2 separate regions of the Homo sapiens genome follow, and region 1 is linked to region 2. The links are chromatin loops, found by intact Hi-C in ENCODE. Cell type or tissue: IMR-90. All regions are shown on one strand. Links, peaks and the distances in the headings refer to the core of each region. The heading gives the core; the rest is flanking DNA.

Region 1 (8,364 bases), core at 3,606-6,105, 110 kb after region 2:
ACCAGATGCCGGGAGGTGCTGGCTGGGAAGCAGAGGACCCACGCTGGGGGTCGTCCACTTCAGGTTTCTCTTTGGCTGAGATTACACTGGAGGCTGGCGAGAAGCCAGGCTATGCCCTGGAATAAATGACTTGTCAAGTCCCCAGCCATGGCCCTAGGAGGTGCGCGCACCCCCGCTTAGCCTCCCATTTATCTTTACAGCAGTGAAACCAGCCACCCTGGAAGCCTACCTCACTGAGGGAAAGGCTAAATTGCAGAGCCCAAGTTTTTTTAAAAAATGTTTCTTTGAAAAGACATCCTTGCCCTTTAATTTTAGAATAGTTACTCTCTGGCACTTATCAGAACAGGGCTATTTGGATGTCATCTAGAGACAGAGAAGAAAAGGAGAAACCTAGCAAACTGGGCTGCCTGCTGGATCGACTTTGGTTGCTCTTTCACATGCAGATCAAAAGCTTCCTAAGCAGTTAACCCTCAGCAAGGGAGTGACAACCTCTGCAAGGAGGAGGCTCCTACAAACAGAATTTAGCAGAAGTAAGCACTTCATGCAAAGGCCCGGCATCAGCCAGCACTGGAGATGTCTGGTCACCATATAAATATCCTGAAGATGAGCTTTGGCTCCACTCTAGAAACATCCAGAGTAGTCCCCTGAAATCTACCAGCTGTAAAGTTCCCCAGACTCTTGGAGATTGCCTGGTAGCCATTTCTCAATAGAGATAACTGGGGGTGGGGTAGAGGTAGGGAAGTTCCAGTCTGCAAGATCTTTTTCTCTTCAGTGGCATCTTTCTAGGCTTAGCCCTGGCAATCACTCTGAGAGCTAGAGTAAAAACAGAAAATGAAAGTCTTGGAGAAGGGGCAAGACCAAGAAAGCAGAGATGCAGAGTTGTGTGTCCAAACAACAAATATTGGGAAGGACAAAATGAGCACGAGTTGATTCAGGACAGGCCTTCAGGGAGTGGCCACAAAAGAAATTTGGGGAGCAGGCAAGAACACAGAGATCTTCAGGGGAGCTGCCTTGGGAGAAGGGATACCCAAAACTAGGGACACACCTCTGAAGAAATGTCTGTGAGTGGGAGAATGGGAAAGGACATTGCTCAGGTGGTCAAAGGACCTGCTGAAGTCAAGTCCAATCTGACCTCTGTTGAAGCCTGGGGAACCCAGAGAGGAGGGTCCCACTTGCTCAGCAGTCAGAGATGTCATGAGGGAAAAAGCCGCACCTAAGGGCAACTAGGAGAGGACGAGAGGGAAGGAGGGAGAGCTGACAAGGTGTGCGGCAGAAATTAAAGGAGGTGCTAACCACCAAGATGGAGTCCAGGCCTTCTAAGAAAGAGCACTTTGATTTGTTACAAGGGATTATGGAGAAAGATTCAAGAAATTGAAAAGGCAGAAGGAAACCTTCTCTTTAGGAACCATTTGGCCGTCTCACCACAGAGGCTGTTCTCTTCCTCCTATTGCCTGATTCCTCCAATTTTAAGTACAAAAGTATGCCAGCATCACAGATTCAGAGATCAACCCTGCCTCCTCATTTTGCCAATGAAGATACCTATGGTCACGACAAGATCTGGCGAGCCAATGCCTCCTTCCCAAATTCCTTCCACTTCTTCATCAATGACCGGCACCTGCAGGGTGTGAGTCACTGGGCTGATGCTTCTCTGTGCCCCCATTTTTGGAATCTGAGTCTCCTGTGGTATCTGCCTGAGTCTGTGCCCTTAGAGATTCCCCAATCTCAGCCTCTTACTTACATGAACCTGTGTCTTCTCCAGTCGTTGCATATCTGTGTCGCCTAGGTTCATGAGTATGCATCGGCCTTTGCCAGCTATAGTGAGCCTGTCTGCTGCCATCACTCGCTGACAGCTGAGAAGCCTGTCCTGGCTACCTTGAGAGGGTAGACTTTTGTTCTCAGGCCCACATGCTCCCCATCTTCTCTCAGGGTAGGCATGTGTGTGATTGGGTGCCAAAAGAGTGGGGAGACATGTTGGAGAGCTGGATAATATAGCTTGCAAGCAGCCACTAAGACCTGGTCCGGGGTCCCTACACATTTGAAGACACACAGATGGGAGTGATGATCATGCATGGGTGCTGGTTATATTCTGCCCCAGTCCAACAATGGAACTCTCTTGAAACTGTGAAACATGGATTCCCTAGAGTTCTGATTTATTATGGGTTTACTGCTTAAGCCAAAAGTTTTTGTCACTTTGAGAATAGGTTAAAGGTTAAGAGGATCAATAGGGGGCCCAAAAGGATGTTTAAAACAGGTTCCATTAAACCAAGATCCCATACAAATCCAAGACAAAACCCAGAAATGAGTCTTAGGGATGAGAAGTAAGGCTTCACAGGAGGAGCTGGTTTCTGTCTGAGGGTGATAAGCTGCCAAATCCTTGCTCCAGAGAAGAGAGTCATGGGTTCCCAAGTGGCCTGTGAGTTGGGATAGAGTCAAGGCTGGAGGAAGGGCTTTAAGAAATGATCTTACAGCCAGATATGGTGGGTCACACCTGTAATTCCAGCACTTTGAGAGTTCGTTGCAGGAGGATCGCTTGAGCCCAGGAGCTTGAAACTAGCCTGGGCAACATGGTGAGACCCTGTCTCTAAAAAAAATAAAAATAAAAAAATAAAAAAAAAAAAAAGAAATGATCTTTCCCCAGGCCCAGCATGAGGGCCTTGACTAAATCTCTAGATTCCAGAGACTCCATCCTTTGTTCTTTAAAAAGCTGAGTGACTCTAGTTCTCCCTCCTAGACTCTCTAGATGCTACTTATTTCTGTTCGAACCAAAAAGCACCTATTAAGATCTTCTTCTGAGCCAGGCACGATGACTGGGACGTAGGGGTATGGGAAGGTAAGTTGGTTTGATGCTTGGCTTCACAGAACTTAGAACAAAGTCAAGAGAAGCCCAGCTGCTTCTCTGGAAGGAGAAGCCTCAAAATATGTTGCCCAAAATGCTGAGGCCCACTCCCCCACAAGTCTGATTCCAGATGGTATCAGAGCCGCTCTCAGATGGAAGCAGGGAGTCGTTATCTGGCTGGGTCCCTCCCATTTCCCACTCTGCAGTCATTCATCAAGTGGCTGCCCAGAGCCCAGTGCAGAGCTGAGGCTGGTTCCTGGCCTCGAGAGACATTCCTGGTCTGGATGTCCAGTCAGCTCAGCTTTTCCTAGTGAAGTAGGGGTGGGGTCGTATCTGTGCCACCTGTGCCTCCTCAAGTCCTTAGCATGCCCCCAGGGAAGCACAGGATGCTTCTCTCCATTTCTCTTTGTTTAAAACTTTCCTTAATGTCAGGGGATGGGGGTATTGGATGGACCCCCAGGGGGCTTTAAAAATTGAAAGCCAGTCCCGGCCAGGGCCCCCACCGGATGGTGAGAGAGCACAGGAGGAAGCAAAAGTGCTTGTGTTAACAGAATGTCATTTCCCAACATGATTCAGGCCCCGACGCGAGGCAGGAAAAGGAGAGCAAATGCCTTCCCATTCATCACATCGGACACAGTTATTTTTAGAGTAGCACCAGCTCAGCGCTGGGTTCCAAGGGCCCTGCCGTGGAAGGAGATGAGGCTGGGCTGATACAGTCAGTGAAGAGTGGAAATCTTGCAGGCGTGTGTGTGTGTGTGTGTGTGTGTGTGTGTGTGTGTGTGTGTAGGATAAACAGGAGGGGTGAGCAGGCAGCTTTCCTCCCAAACTGCAGACCCTGAGCCTGGCTCCTTATGTGAGCATGAAGGAAATTGGGTGTGGAAGTAATCATCTGAGGAATTGTTGGGGGAGAAGAAAGGGAGACCCTCTTTGCCTGGAACTGAAGTGGGCCTTTGGCTTAGAAAGGGTCCCCTCACATCCCCACTCTGATCTGACCTGCCTTTTCCCAGGCACTCCCCAGGCTGAGGGCAAAGCAGCCTCATCCTAGACTGGGTAGAACATTGGCTGACTGCAGGGGTTCTTGGCTTCACTATCACAGCCTTACAAACATCTGGCCAGCATGAACGCCTCCCTCCACCCAGATGCTGATGGTGAGCTGGTATCTGAGAAATGGATTCTGCTCCAATCAGCACCTCCATGCCCATTTTCTAGAAGGAGAGTCTTAACTGGACATGGTAAGAGAGTCCCTTTTTGCAAGGGACAGATGAAAGGCTTCCCTTCTTTTTCACCCATTTCTGGTCTTCTCTCCTCTCTCAACCAACTGAAGGAAAAGGAAGACCTGAGGTTGAACCCGGCCCTGAGACAAGATTGGGGTCAGGATGTGGTCCCAGGCTGCCTTTCTTCCTAGGCTGGATTCTTCCTTCTCCTTTCATCTTAAATACACTGCCCTCCTGTTTTCTACCTCTGGAGAGTTCTTGGCTCTATAAAAGATGAATCAACTATCTGGCCTGACCCTAACTAACATAAGCAGTCACAGCCTAGGATGAAACTAAGGCCCTCTTTCTTTCCACAAGGCTTTCTAGATGTGCTTCAAGGTCTATGGAAATGCAGTTTATACTACATGGGTCTTTAAGGGCCTCAGATTTGATTTACTTTCCATTAATAGCTGAACTGTCCCTGAGGTTCTGGCCAGTTTTAAACATTCTTACTGGCAAAGGGGATTAGATAGATGACTTCCTGCACAGTCATTGGATGGATTCCCATAAGCCAAGGCTAGTGGACAGAGCATCCCATAGCAGCAAGTCACTGCTACTGCCTCCACCAGGAAAGCAAAAAAAGCTCATGTGAAGTTTTGATGGGGCTGCCAGCACATTGATAAGAAATCTCCCTGATCCCTGTGTTAGCACCCACAAGGTGGAGAGCTTATCCGCTTTGCACAACAACCCAGGTGAGTAAAGGGATCGCAAAGTAATGAAAGGGGAGGCATCTGGTTCATTTATTTTTACCAATATTTTTTCTTCTGAAGACTTATTACAAAGATGGTCCAGTCATCATTTTAGCAGAAGCAGACAGGTAAGGAGGAAGCAGTATTGTCTGGGAAGCCAGGTGCACCAACCCAGCTTTGCCACTAATCTACATCCCAACTGTGATGTCGAATCAGCCACCCACCTTTCTGGACCACAAAAGGAACGACTTGAACCAAATGAACTTGAAACTCCTTTCCAAAGTACCATAAAACAACAATAACTGGGGAGATGGAGGAGCTGCCTGGAGAAGTTAGTCCTCACACTGCTGCTTGAAGCTAACAGATAGTAGAATAATCCTGGCTGACAGTTACTGATCTCCTAACCAAATGCACATCTCATCATCAGCCGTCACAACAACCCTGAATAGTAGGTATTATTTTCCCATTGTACAGATGAAAGAACTGAGGATCAAAGAGGTTAAACCAACTGCTAAAGGTCAGTAAGTGGCAAAAGCAGGCTTAGGCCTACGTCTTTCTGATGTTTAAGCCCATGTGTTTTCTGTCCTACCATATTACCTCTCAATGGATCAAGGAGAACAATGTCTGTTTGTCTGTGTGTGTGTGTGTGTGTGTGTGTGTGTGTGTGTTTGTTTTTCTTATTATTGAGCATCCTTTTTAAGGTCTGTCCCTTCTCTATACTTCATTTTTCCTTTCCATAACATTATTTATTATTATAAAAGAGCTGCAATTCTACCCACCTTTTGCTGTGCTGGAAGAAAAATGTTGATAAAGTGCCTAGCCCCATATGCCACCAAATCAGAGTCTTTTGCAAGTCACGACCAGATGATCTCATCTGAAAGCTTCTGTGTGTGTTGGGTGCTTGCAGTTGAATAGGATGAGTCAGATGTCAGCCTACTTCTTTTCCAAGCACCTGAAACCCACCAACTTCCTGCTCTTCTTTCCTTTGAAGCTCTGTGTTTCGTTGTGCTTGGGAGTCCCTGGAAGGGCCAGACTGTTTGTCCAGGTTCAACACAAGGCTTGGGGTACAGTAGGTGGAGGTACCAGTATATGTTCCAGTCTCTCTGCTAAATCATTTGTCCCTTTCTCTTTGGCTCACCCTGTTATTTTCAAAACCCATTACCCACTTTGCATTAGGAGTTTCTCAGTCATTTTTTCTTCTTTCCTGTCACTCTCCTTGTATCTCTTTGTCCTTCTCCCTCTGATCTCTGTGCCTTCCCATTCTTTCTTCTGCTTAATGACTGAGTGGCTGACAACTGGGAGTCACACAGTATTATACACACAGCAGATTGAAGTCACCTTCCCATAGACTATGACAATCGTCATGATGCCACAGTACCAGGTGTGGGGGTCCTGGAGGGCTGATAAACAAGACATTCCACTCAGCATGGTATGGAGCAGAAAAAAACTGCATCATCAGGAAATTGACTCACACATAGCAGTTCCTAGACAGAGACCTTGGCCTGCAGTAGGTGACTATGAGAGTTCACATTTCTGCTTTTTCCTCCTCACTGGTACCTGAGTTAATCATGGGGCTTTGGACATAAGGGCAACAGTAGAGTCTCAGAGACACAGGATATTGACAGCATTCCAGAATAATCTGGCACTCTTCTCTTGCTTCCATTCATTATAAGGTCTACTTTAGAGGAACGTTGCAAACAAGGTCCCCAAATGTACCAGCCTCAAAGACTCTAATCCGTTTCCTATAGGCCCAAGAAACTCCAGGTTGGAAAATGAAGTTGGCATGCTTTACTGCACCCTCAGCAAAAATGACTTCATATTTTTGGTAGATGGGTGAATAGCAACTGAAAAGGATTGTTGCCAGGTGCGGTGGCTCACGCCTGTAATCCCAGCACTTTGGGAGGCCGAGGCGGGCGGATCACGAGGTCAGGAGATCGAGACCATCCTGGCTAATGTGGTGAAACCCCGTCTCTACTAAAAAAATACAAAAAATTAGCCGGGCATAGTGGTGGGGGCCTGTAGTCCCAACTGCTCGGGAGGCTGAGGCAGGAGAATGGCGTGAACTCGGGAGGCGGAGCTTGCAGTGAGCCGAGATTGCGCCACTGCACTCCAGCCGGGGCGACAGAGCGAGACTCCATCTCAAAAGAAAAAAAAAAAAGAAAAGGATTGTTGCAATAAGTAGAGGTGATATCTAGACACATTTATCTGTGGGTTAAAAGGAGCTTGTCTTATTCTCAGTTCCCTCTCTGACTCTCTACCTGAACTTTAACATTGTTTTCTTTTCCTGTGTCTTGGTTTCCACATTTATAAGCTAGACTTGTACCAAGAAGAAACCAATACATAATTGGAAAAAGAAAATGCTATGTAAATAATATTAGAGGTTCTCCTGCTGTTTGCTTGACAGCAGTTCACTTGGAAGGTTCAAGATCCTTTTGATCTTAGATGAGAGGCACCAGCTGCTGAGAGAGATGAAGTCTGATTTAATCCAGAGTTAACCTTCCAGAATATCTTTGTCAATAATTTGTGATGCTTCTTTGTAGTCTAAATTCAGGATAAAGGAGGAGAATATGATTTGTGGAATTGGTAATCACTATAAACTATAATTTCTGATCAAACCGTTTTATTTTGTGTTGTTTATGTTTCCCACATACGCCCTTCTGCGCAGACTCAAGAAACCAGTATCTGGACAGATACTTAGGAACTCGCAAAGGCCTTTTATCCTGACTATTTAAGCAAAAATAAACGATAGCTCAAGATATCAGAAGCTACACAAAATTCAGAATGGAAAGTATGTCCAGCACTTTTGACTCCTGATTTTGAGAGGCTTTAAGATAATGTCGCTCCACAGAGCCAATATGGAGAAAGGCTCATTTTGGTTGGGGGGGGTGGTGGGGGGTCACAAAACGTACTTACTGGACTACATACAACTGTCTCCCTGCAATCCTCCCTCACGTCTCCACAGCCAGATTGGAGCAGCCTGTGGAAAAAATTCCTGTCTATTTTCAGAAACAGATAAAAGCATTCAGATTATGCAGTACAAATCTCAGCCTGAAAGCAGCTGGAAAAATCTGTTTCTTGCCACTGTCACTGACCCCCCTGACCCTTGCAAGTAATGACATTCAGGCCTGCTTCTCCCTCCTCCCTTCTCCCTCCTCCTCCCTCCCAGTACAGACTGACCCATCCACTGCACATCTGGTCCTTGTCTACATTGTCAGAGCATTTATCCCTCAGAGAGCTAGAGACAGTGGAACAGGAATTAAGTTTTCTTGCGATTGAAAAAAAAATTATCAAGTGGTTCAAGGAGAAGATAGTGTTAAATCCATATCTCCTATCTGGATTTGTGAGGAGCATATTTGCAACACTGCCTGGTCCTCTGCTCTATACTCAGGGGTCACAGGGCAGGAGGCTCAATCTCAGGCAGGCACACAGGCTTCATTTGCCAAGATCCTCTCCTGGGTAGGACAGTATTCTACCCCGGGTAGAGCTGCTTAAGACCAGATATCTCCCTGTCCTGATCTCTCATAAGCACATGAGGTTTGGGAACACTGAAGAGTTCATCAAACTGGATCTCTGGTGCAGGATTAGC
Region 2 (8,364 bases), core at 2,429-4,928:
CCTCCCTGTATTTTATGTGTACAGTACTTTGTGTTGTATACTGTTGCTTACACGCTCACCTCCCTTGCCCTTCATCTCCCCACTCTTGCTCATATATTCCCCTCTTTACTCCACCCCTATCCCCATTTGTGTTGATTCTAATCACTGGAGAAAGAGCAGAGCTCACAGCAGAACAGTCCTGACAGCAAGTAGGAGAACTTGAGCCATGTCAAGAGGGTCTGTTTCATCTGTTGGAAAGGTTAGGCCAAATGCAACCCCTACAGTGGGTGGCCAGGCAGTCTGGGTACCAGACCCAGGGCAAGGCTGCTGCTACCCATCTCCCCTGCTGCTTGGTGCAGCGTTCCAGGGCCCAAGCATTGACCTCCATACAGGCCACGCAGCCCAGGCCCCGGGTGACTGGGAAGCTGCAGTGGGAGGTGGCAGCTTCCTGCAGTGAGAGGGTCAAGATGGGAAGTTACAAACTCACAGGTGGGGGAAACTCAGTATTCAGAAGAATTACCTGCTGGAATGGGAGCTCTCTGAGATCAAAACTTTTCTTTGCGCCTGTACCTAGAGAAATGCCCATAGTAAGGGCCCATAAATAGCTCTTAAATTAATAAATGAATGAACAATTCATTCCTTCTTCAAAGTGTCCAGTGGATCCACTAATGGGTAGTTAGGAGACTTAGATAAGTTAATGATACAAAAGTATTTTGTCAGCTTTTTGTGTTTTTAACTTACATAAAATAGAAGTCACTTTGGATGTAGAGTCCTCTCTGAGTTTTAATACAAGCACAGATTCATGTAACCACCACTACTAACAAGATAAAGAACAATTCCTATATCACAAAGCATTTCCTCATGCTATGCCTTTGCATTCAGGCCCTTCCTTCATCCCAAGCTCTGTGCAACCACTGATCTATTTTCTGTTCCTGTAATTTTGCCATTTTCAGAATGCCATATAAATGGAATTACACAGTATGTAACCTTTCGAAACTGGCTTCTTTCACTTAGAGTTTAAAGAAAGGGGAAGGAGGATGGAAGCAGTGAGCTCTGATTTGTGACAGGCCTTTCATTTAGCATCATGCATTTGAGAGTCATTTAAGTCGTTGTATGAATAGTTTTTTCCTCTTTACTGCACAGTAGTTTCCATTGTATGAACGTCCCACAGTTCGTTTATCCGCTCATCCAATGAGGGACATTTGGGTTGTTTTCACATGTTGGAGCTTATGAGTAGTGCCGCTATGCATATTGGTGTAGTTTTTGGTAGGAGAATGTTTTCATTTCTCCGGTAGAAATACCTAGAAGTGGGATTGCTGTGTTGTATGGTAAATAGATTCTACTTTATAAGAAATAATCAAACTATTTTCCAGTGTGGCTGTACCATTTTGTATTCCCACCACCAATGTATGAGAGTTCCAGTTTCTTCACATCCTTGTGAGCATTTGGTATTGTCAGTATTTTTAGCCAACCTAATAGGCATGAGATGGTATCTCATTCTGGTTTTAATTTGCATTTCCTTTTTTTTTTTTTTTTTTTGAGACGGAGTTTCGCTCTTGTTGCCCAGGCTGGAGTGCAATGGCACGATCTCGGCTCACTGCAACCTCTGCCTCCCGGGTTCAAGTGATTCTCCTGCCTCAGCCCCCTGAGTAGCTGGGATTACAGGCACGCACCACTACGCCTGGCTAATTTTGTATTTTTAGTAGAGACGAGGTTTCTTTATGTTAGTCAGGCTGGTCTCGAACTCCCAACCTCAGGTGATCCGCCCACCTCGGCCTCCCAAAGTGCTGGGATTACAGGCGTGAGCCACCACGCCCGGCCAATTCGCATTTCCTTAATCACTAATGAGCATCTTTTCATGTATTCGTTTGCCATTTCTATATCTTAATTGGTGAAGCATCTTTTCAAATCTTGCCTAGTTTTTAAAAATTGGTTGTTTCTGATCTTACTTTTACGAGTTCTTTTTATAGTCTAGATGTCTGTTGTCTGATATGTGATCTGCAAGTATTTCCCCCCAGTTTGCAGCTTTTCTTCTCATTCTCTTTAAAATGTCTTTCACAAGAGTAAAGGTGTTTAATTTTGATAAAGTCCAATTTATTGTTTTTCTTTTATAGAGCATGGTTTGGTTGTCGTATCTAAGAACTCTTTGTTTAAGTCAAGATTACAACGATTTTCTCCTGTTTTCTTCTAAGAGTTTTATAGTTACATACTTTACATCTAGGTCCATGATCTATTTTTAATTCACTTTTCTATAACGTGAGGCACAGGTCAAGGGTAATTGTTTTTGCATAGGATATCAAATTTCTCCAACATCATTTATTAAAAAGACTGTCCTTTTTCCATTGAATTCCCTTTATATATCTTTGCCAAAAATCAATTGACCATATTTGTGTGTGTCTATTTCTAGACTCTTTATTCTGTCTATCCTTTCACCAATACCACACTGTTTGCATGACTGTAGCTTGATAGTATCAGGTAGTGTGAGTCTCCAAATTTGTTCTTTCCCAAAATTGCCTTGGCTTTACCTTCTCATATAAGTGTTAGAATTCACTTGCCTGTATCCACAAAGAATCCTGCTGTGCCTTGGCTTGGGATTGTGTTACATCTACAGTTCAATTTGCGGAGAATTGGTATCTTAACTTCAAGAAGGATTCCAATCCATAAACATGCTACCCTGGGGAAGCCAGGTGACACTAACGCCTGCCTGGGGGTGGGAGGCCCTCCCGGCCCCAGCCCAGCTCTGCCAAAAACAGCTGAGTGAGCTTGGGAAAGTTACTTTCCCTCTCTGGCCCTCAATGTCCTCAGCTGTGAAATAGAAAGGTCGGTTAGTTAAACAGAAAGATTACCTTTCAGCTCAGAAGTTCTGGGATTCCCAGTGTAACCTTGAAATGACCTGCTAGGAACAGGAGAGATATTATCAGGTCTCTCCTCAGGGCCTGTCTGATGAGATGGTTCAACAGAGCCACATACAGGAAAAGCCAAATTCACAGCAAACAGCTCAACATGAAAGCCCTGCTGAGTCCAGAGCCCCTGAGTGCAGCCAGCTGAGGGCCTTGCTCTTATTCCTGGGGCACCACAGGCCTTATAAGAAGTCTCCCAATGACAGTCTGAGATAATAGCCTGTCTGTGACAGAACAGCAGACATTGGCCTCTGTTATTCCCAGCCCAGGGAAGTAGTGTGAAGAATAGGCCTTTCTGGGAATGCAGGAGAGAAAATGTTCCCTCCCTCATCCCATCCCATCTCCTCATGTCCAGGCAAAGGAGAGAAAAACCAGGTGGCCCAGCAGCACTATTAATAGTGTTCAAACATTGGAGGCAACCCAAATACCCAACAATTAGGGAATGCTTAAACAAAGGATGGTATGTTGGGACCCTGGAATCCGGCGCAGCTATTAACAATGACAAGTATGTGGATTATGCACTGAAGTGTGTAATAGATAAAATAATGTCAAATAAAAAATGTTGAGAACCAAATAGCACTTGCATATCATTACAGTGATGCTAACATGTTTAGAAATTCCATTGACAAGATTTGGAAAGAAATCGGTTGTAATGCAAACAGAGTTTGTGATTTATAATCTGAGCATAATTGAGCCACTGCTCCATTGAAGTTCTGTGTTAAGTGCTTTGGGGATTCAGAGAAGCCGATGGCTCAAGGCTTGTCCTGGGACGACCTTGCAGCATAGCTGGGGACACATCACCAAACATAAGACTAGGAGGCGAACTCTGACTGAAGGCTGCTTTCACAATTATTCTGTCTGAAGATTCCTAGCTGAGGTATCAAGAGTCTAGGATGGAAGAGCTTTTACAAAACAGTCCTCCCAGGCTTCTTGTTGACAAGGGAGGCAGTTGCTAAGGCACATAATAAAACAAAGCTGGGGGCCGGCTGGAACCCCACCATGGCTGAGGCCCCCGCCTAGGGTAATTCCCTTGGACTTTCAAAGCTCCTGGGACCGTGTGATGGGCCTCAGCACCACGAACCCCCCTAAAGGCTGAGTGTCCCCAGGTGTGACTTCTGAAGTTTCCCAGCCTCCCACCAGCTCTTTGACTTCTGGAGCTCCTGGCCCTCCACCTTGGGGAGCCAGGCAGCTGGAGTAGAGATTCTCTGGGTCTGCTGTCAGGAGGGTACCCGCAAGCCAGAGTGAGCCACTGTGGGCAAGGCTGTCTGGACCCAGGCACCCTGGATGCTGACCCAGGCTCCACTTGCTTGCTGGTGGTCCCAGGCAGGGCACTTAATCCCCTGGGCCTCAGTTTGCATATATGTAGAAGGATCGCAGTGCATTACAAAGCGCCCTACGTTCACTAACGCATCAGCTCTTGTTAGGTTTGTTTACTGATGAAGAAACAAGTTCAGGGAGCCTCCGTGACTAATCCCGGGCCAGAGGCACTTCTTAAGGACACACAGTGGTCAATAGCTATTGGGTTTCTCCAGAGTCCAGTGTTCACTCTCAAAGCTGACCCAGCCCCAGCCTGGCCTCTGGGACCAAGGAAGGTGGTGAGGCTAAGGCCTTAGACACAGCTGAGTGACCATGCGGGAGTTCGAGGAAATTCTGTTTATTTAATAATACAGGCTGGCTTCTCTTGATTCAGAGAGCGTGGGGGCTCCTGGGTGGGAGGCTGAAAAGCCAGGCTCATTGTGTCATAATTGCATCACCCCCTTGTTGGCAATTAATTAGTTAATTACTGTGGGAGAGGCAGAACCAGGGCAGAAATGCCAACTCTAGGCTGGAAAAAGCATTTAAGCCGAGTAACTCTCATTTCCTGTGATATCAGACCTCATCTCCTGGGAGGAGGGTGTGGGGAGATGGGCTCCCAGGAGACCCCGGGTCCTAGGGCAACTGCACACCAGCCAATTTCCAGGACGGGAAGGCAGGAGAACAGACCTGAGTGTCCCCCAGAATGGCAGTGTCCAACCCCACAGGAGTTGGTAGCTGGGGTTTGGGTAACACCTAACTAGGTTAGTTGATTTTTGCTACTCTCCTCCCCGACCTGGGCTGAAGGAAGATCCTGCCTGCCGCCTGCTCCTCTCCCACCCTGTCCTCCTGGCATCTCCTGGTTCTCGGTACTTCATGACTGGAATCTCCAGAGGCAAAACATTCTATCTTCAAACTTCTTTGGGTGACTGGCAGGGTGAATGGTGGTCACAAGAAACTGAAGGCCGAGACCTCAATCAATTCCTTGGGTTTTTAAAGAAATAGTTATCTTGGAGGGAGAAATGATCTCATGAATGTTTTGAGACCCTTCTGTCTGTGCCCACGCCCCTCTACAACAAACAGATAAAGCAGCTGAATTTCTCTCTCCACCCCTCAGTCACGGCCTCACTCTGCTGCCTTCCATGCCCTAATAGAGATAGGTGACCAAATAATTTATCATCCAACCCAGGCAGCTTTGAAGAGCAAGAGGAGACAGTGCCCTTCCTCACTAAGCTGAGGCAACAGACATACACCACGACTGTCCCTGGAAAATGGGGATGAAGGGTTGCCTTCCCTAAGGAGGAAGTTCAAACTGGTTAGCACAGCACACGGGACCCCTCAAGGCCGGCCTCACTGCAGCCTCATCTCCGCACGGACCAGCCCTGCCCTCCACCCTCCAGGCCCCAGGTTTCTTTCCGCTCCTGCCCACTCTCTCGCCTCAGCACCTGTGCATGAGCTGTTCCCTTGTCCAGCCCACACTCCCACCCGATCCCTCCCAGCTGACTCCAACTCACTCCAGCTACCAGCTTGAACAGCACTTCTTCCAGGAAGCATTTCTCACGTCTGGGTTAGACGCTCCTCTTGGTGTATCCATGTCTGCCTGACTGCCCCTTATCACAGACTGGTTCCCTCTTTTGGAGTGCCGGCTCGATGTCTCAGGTCAGCACTGGACAGTAGCTCCATCGGCACGGAGGACGGGCCGTCTTGACCACCTTGTGTTCCCAGAGCCTGGTGCTGACCAGGTGCTGTTGAATGAATGAATCGCTTTTCCACAACTTGCACCCAAAAATGTTCATTCTCACCGAGGTGGGGTATTTTCAGGTGAGAGGTGACAAAACCCATCTAGCATAAGCTAAAGGGATAGTATTCTCATGATGGATTTTGAATGTCAGTAACCCGTTTGGAAATCACCCCCATGTAAGTGGTGGCAAATTCCACTTAAAATGCACCCTGGTCTGGTTGAAGGTCCTGGTGGAAAAATTGGCCCAGTATTTTCGACATGGATGCACCTGCTTGTGCTTGTCTTATCACGTATGAACTCTCTAGTCTCTGGGAATCCAAAGGGAATTAGCCTCACACTTGGAAAATTTTATTTTAAAATACTGACCTTTCGTTTCAAGAATAATAATGACATTTTGATGCTATTTATAGTTTGCCAACTGTTTTCATGTACATTAACTTATCTGTCCTCATAAAAACCCAGTGCAGGAAATGAGACAAACCATTTTGCAGATGAAGAGCCCAAAGCCCAGAAGGGTCAAGGGGTTTGTGCGAACCTCACAGCCGGCACGTGACAAAGTCTGGAAGCACATCTTGGTGGTCCTGCTCCAGACCCTGAGCGCCAGAGCTCTCTCCCCCATCTCCCCTTGTCACCACAAACAATGGAACCTGTGACCATTGTTCTTCCCAGCAACAAAGGGCTGCTGGCTAGGTACGGATGATGGCTTTTAGATAAAATATTGTTGATTGATTACTGTGATGGTTGTTTTTTTGTTTTGTTTTCTTTGTTTGTTTTTTGAGACAGAGTCTTGCTCTGTCGCCCAGGCTGGGGTGCAGTGGTGCCATCTTGGCTCACGGCAAGCTCCGCCTCCAGGGTTTACGCCATTCTCCTGCCTCAGCCTCCTGAGTAGCTGGGACTACAGGCGCCCACCACCAAGCCCGCCTAGTTTTTTGTATTTTTAATAGAAACGGTTTCACCGTGTTAGCCAGGATGGTCTCGATCTCCTGACCTCGTGATCTGCCTGCCTCAGCCTCCCAAAGTGCTGGGATTACAGGCGTGAGCCACCGCGCCCGGCTGTGATGGTTAGTTTTACACTTCAACTTGACTGGGCTCAGGGATGCCCAGAGAGCTGGTAAAACATGATTTTTGCATGTATCCATGAGGGTGTTTCCCGAAGAGATTAGCATTGAATCAGTAGACTGTCCAGATGCCTGTAATCCCAGCACTTTGGGAGGCTGAGGCAGGAGAATTACTTGAGGTCAGGAGTTTGAGACCAGCCTGGCCAACATGGTAAAACCCGGTCTCTACTAAAAATACAAAAATTAGCCGGATGTGGTGGCACACGCCTGTAGTCTCAGCTACTAGGGAGGCTAAGGCTGGAGAATCACTTGAACCCAGGAGGCGGAGGTTGCAGTGAGCCAAGATCACACCACTGCACTCCAGCCTGGGCAACAGAATGAGACTCTGTCTCAAAAAAAAAAAAAAAAAAAGAACCAGTAGAACTAGTAGAGTAGATCACTCTTACTAATGTGGGTGAAAGTCATCCAATCTTTGAGGCCCCCAATAGAACAAAAAGGCAGAGAAGGGGTGAATTCTCTCTCTCTCTCTCTCTCTCTCTCTCTCTCTCTCTCTCTCTCTCTCTCCCCTTGAGCTGGGACATCTATTTTCTCCTGCCCTCAGACATCAGACTTCTTGGTTCTCAGGCCTTCAGACTCAGACTGAATTACTGAATGATACCACCAGTTTTCCTGGCTGCCTAGTTTGCAGATGGCAGGTATGGGACTTCTCAGCTTCCATAATTACATGAGGCAATTTACATAGAAATCCTGGGTTTTTGTTTATTTGTTTCTTTCTTTTTTTTTTTTTTTTTCCAGAGATAGGGTCTGGCTATGTTGCCTGGGCTGGTCTGGAGCTCCTGAGCCTAAGTGATCCTCCTGCCTCAGCCTCCCAAATTGCTGGGATTACTGGCATGAGCCATCACACCCAGCCAGACATCTTTTATATATATCTTGTTTTTCTGCAGAACCCTGACTCACACAATCACCATGTTTTATTTTCCCAGCTAGATTATGACTCCTTAAGGATAGAGAACTTAGTCATTTCATATTTACTATTTTCCTATCTGTATCATAGTTTCACATTCTGCTAGAATGAAGCTTTAAGAGGACAAGGTCTTGCCTTGTGGGGGACTTTTCTCTTGTTCACAGCCACAGCCTCTGCCCTGATAAGCACATTATCCATATTTACAGAAGGAAATTACTTTTATGTCACAAGGAGAGGTGGCTGCTATAGAGCTTTGGGTATAGCAGATGTTCAATAAATGCTTAAGAATAACACAAAGGTAAGCACTGGCTCCTTCTCCAGGAGGGTGACTCTGAAGCAGATGTTCTGGGAAGAAGGTTGCCCACTGAGGCTGACGAAGGAGCCTAGACACTCAGGAGACAGCTGTGCCCTCATCTGTGCGCTCCTTGC

The links. Peaks named below come from ENCODE experiments on the same cell type or tissue, not always from the same donor. Only the 100,000 strongest peaks of a DNase experiment are listed, where the experiment ranks them.
Region 1: it touches region 2 in a loop (2.2-fold over the local background); 4 of 110 quality-filtered maps call a loop at or near these places.

The regions. Positions count from the first base shown.
Region 1 is chr2:30,404,667-30,413,030 of GRCh38, forward strand. No RefSeq gene overlaps it. Among named protein-coding and RNA genes, the nearest start is that of LCLAT1, 38 kb to the right of the region's middle. RefSeq lists an enhancer at 5,518-6,430. In IMR-90, for the core only: a CTCF peak has its summit at 4,634; DNase peaks (open chromatin) are centred at 4,595 and 5,675; H3K27ac peaks cover 2,182 bases.
Region 2 is chr2:30,297,452-30,305,815 of GRCh38, forward strand. LOC102723594 (a long non-coding RNA gene) reads right to left here and starts at 3,245. Exons shown (of 3, transcript XR_427017.4): 1 at 2,826-3,245. RefSeq lists enhancers at 3,428-4,110, 4,111-4,792, 4,793-5,475, 5,476-6,156. In IMR-90, for the core only: no CTCF peak of the experiment used is centred there; DNase peaks (open chromatin) are centred at 3,420, 3,500 and 4,320; H3K4me3 peaks cover 563 bases; H3K27ac peaks cover 2,201 bases.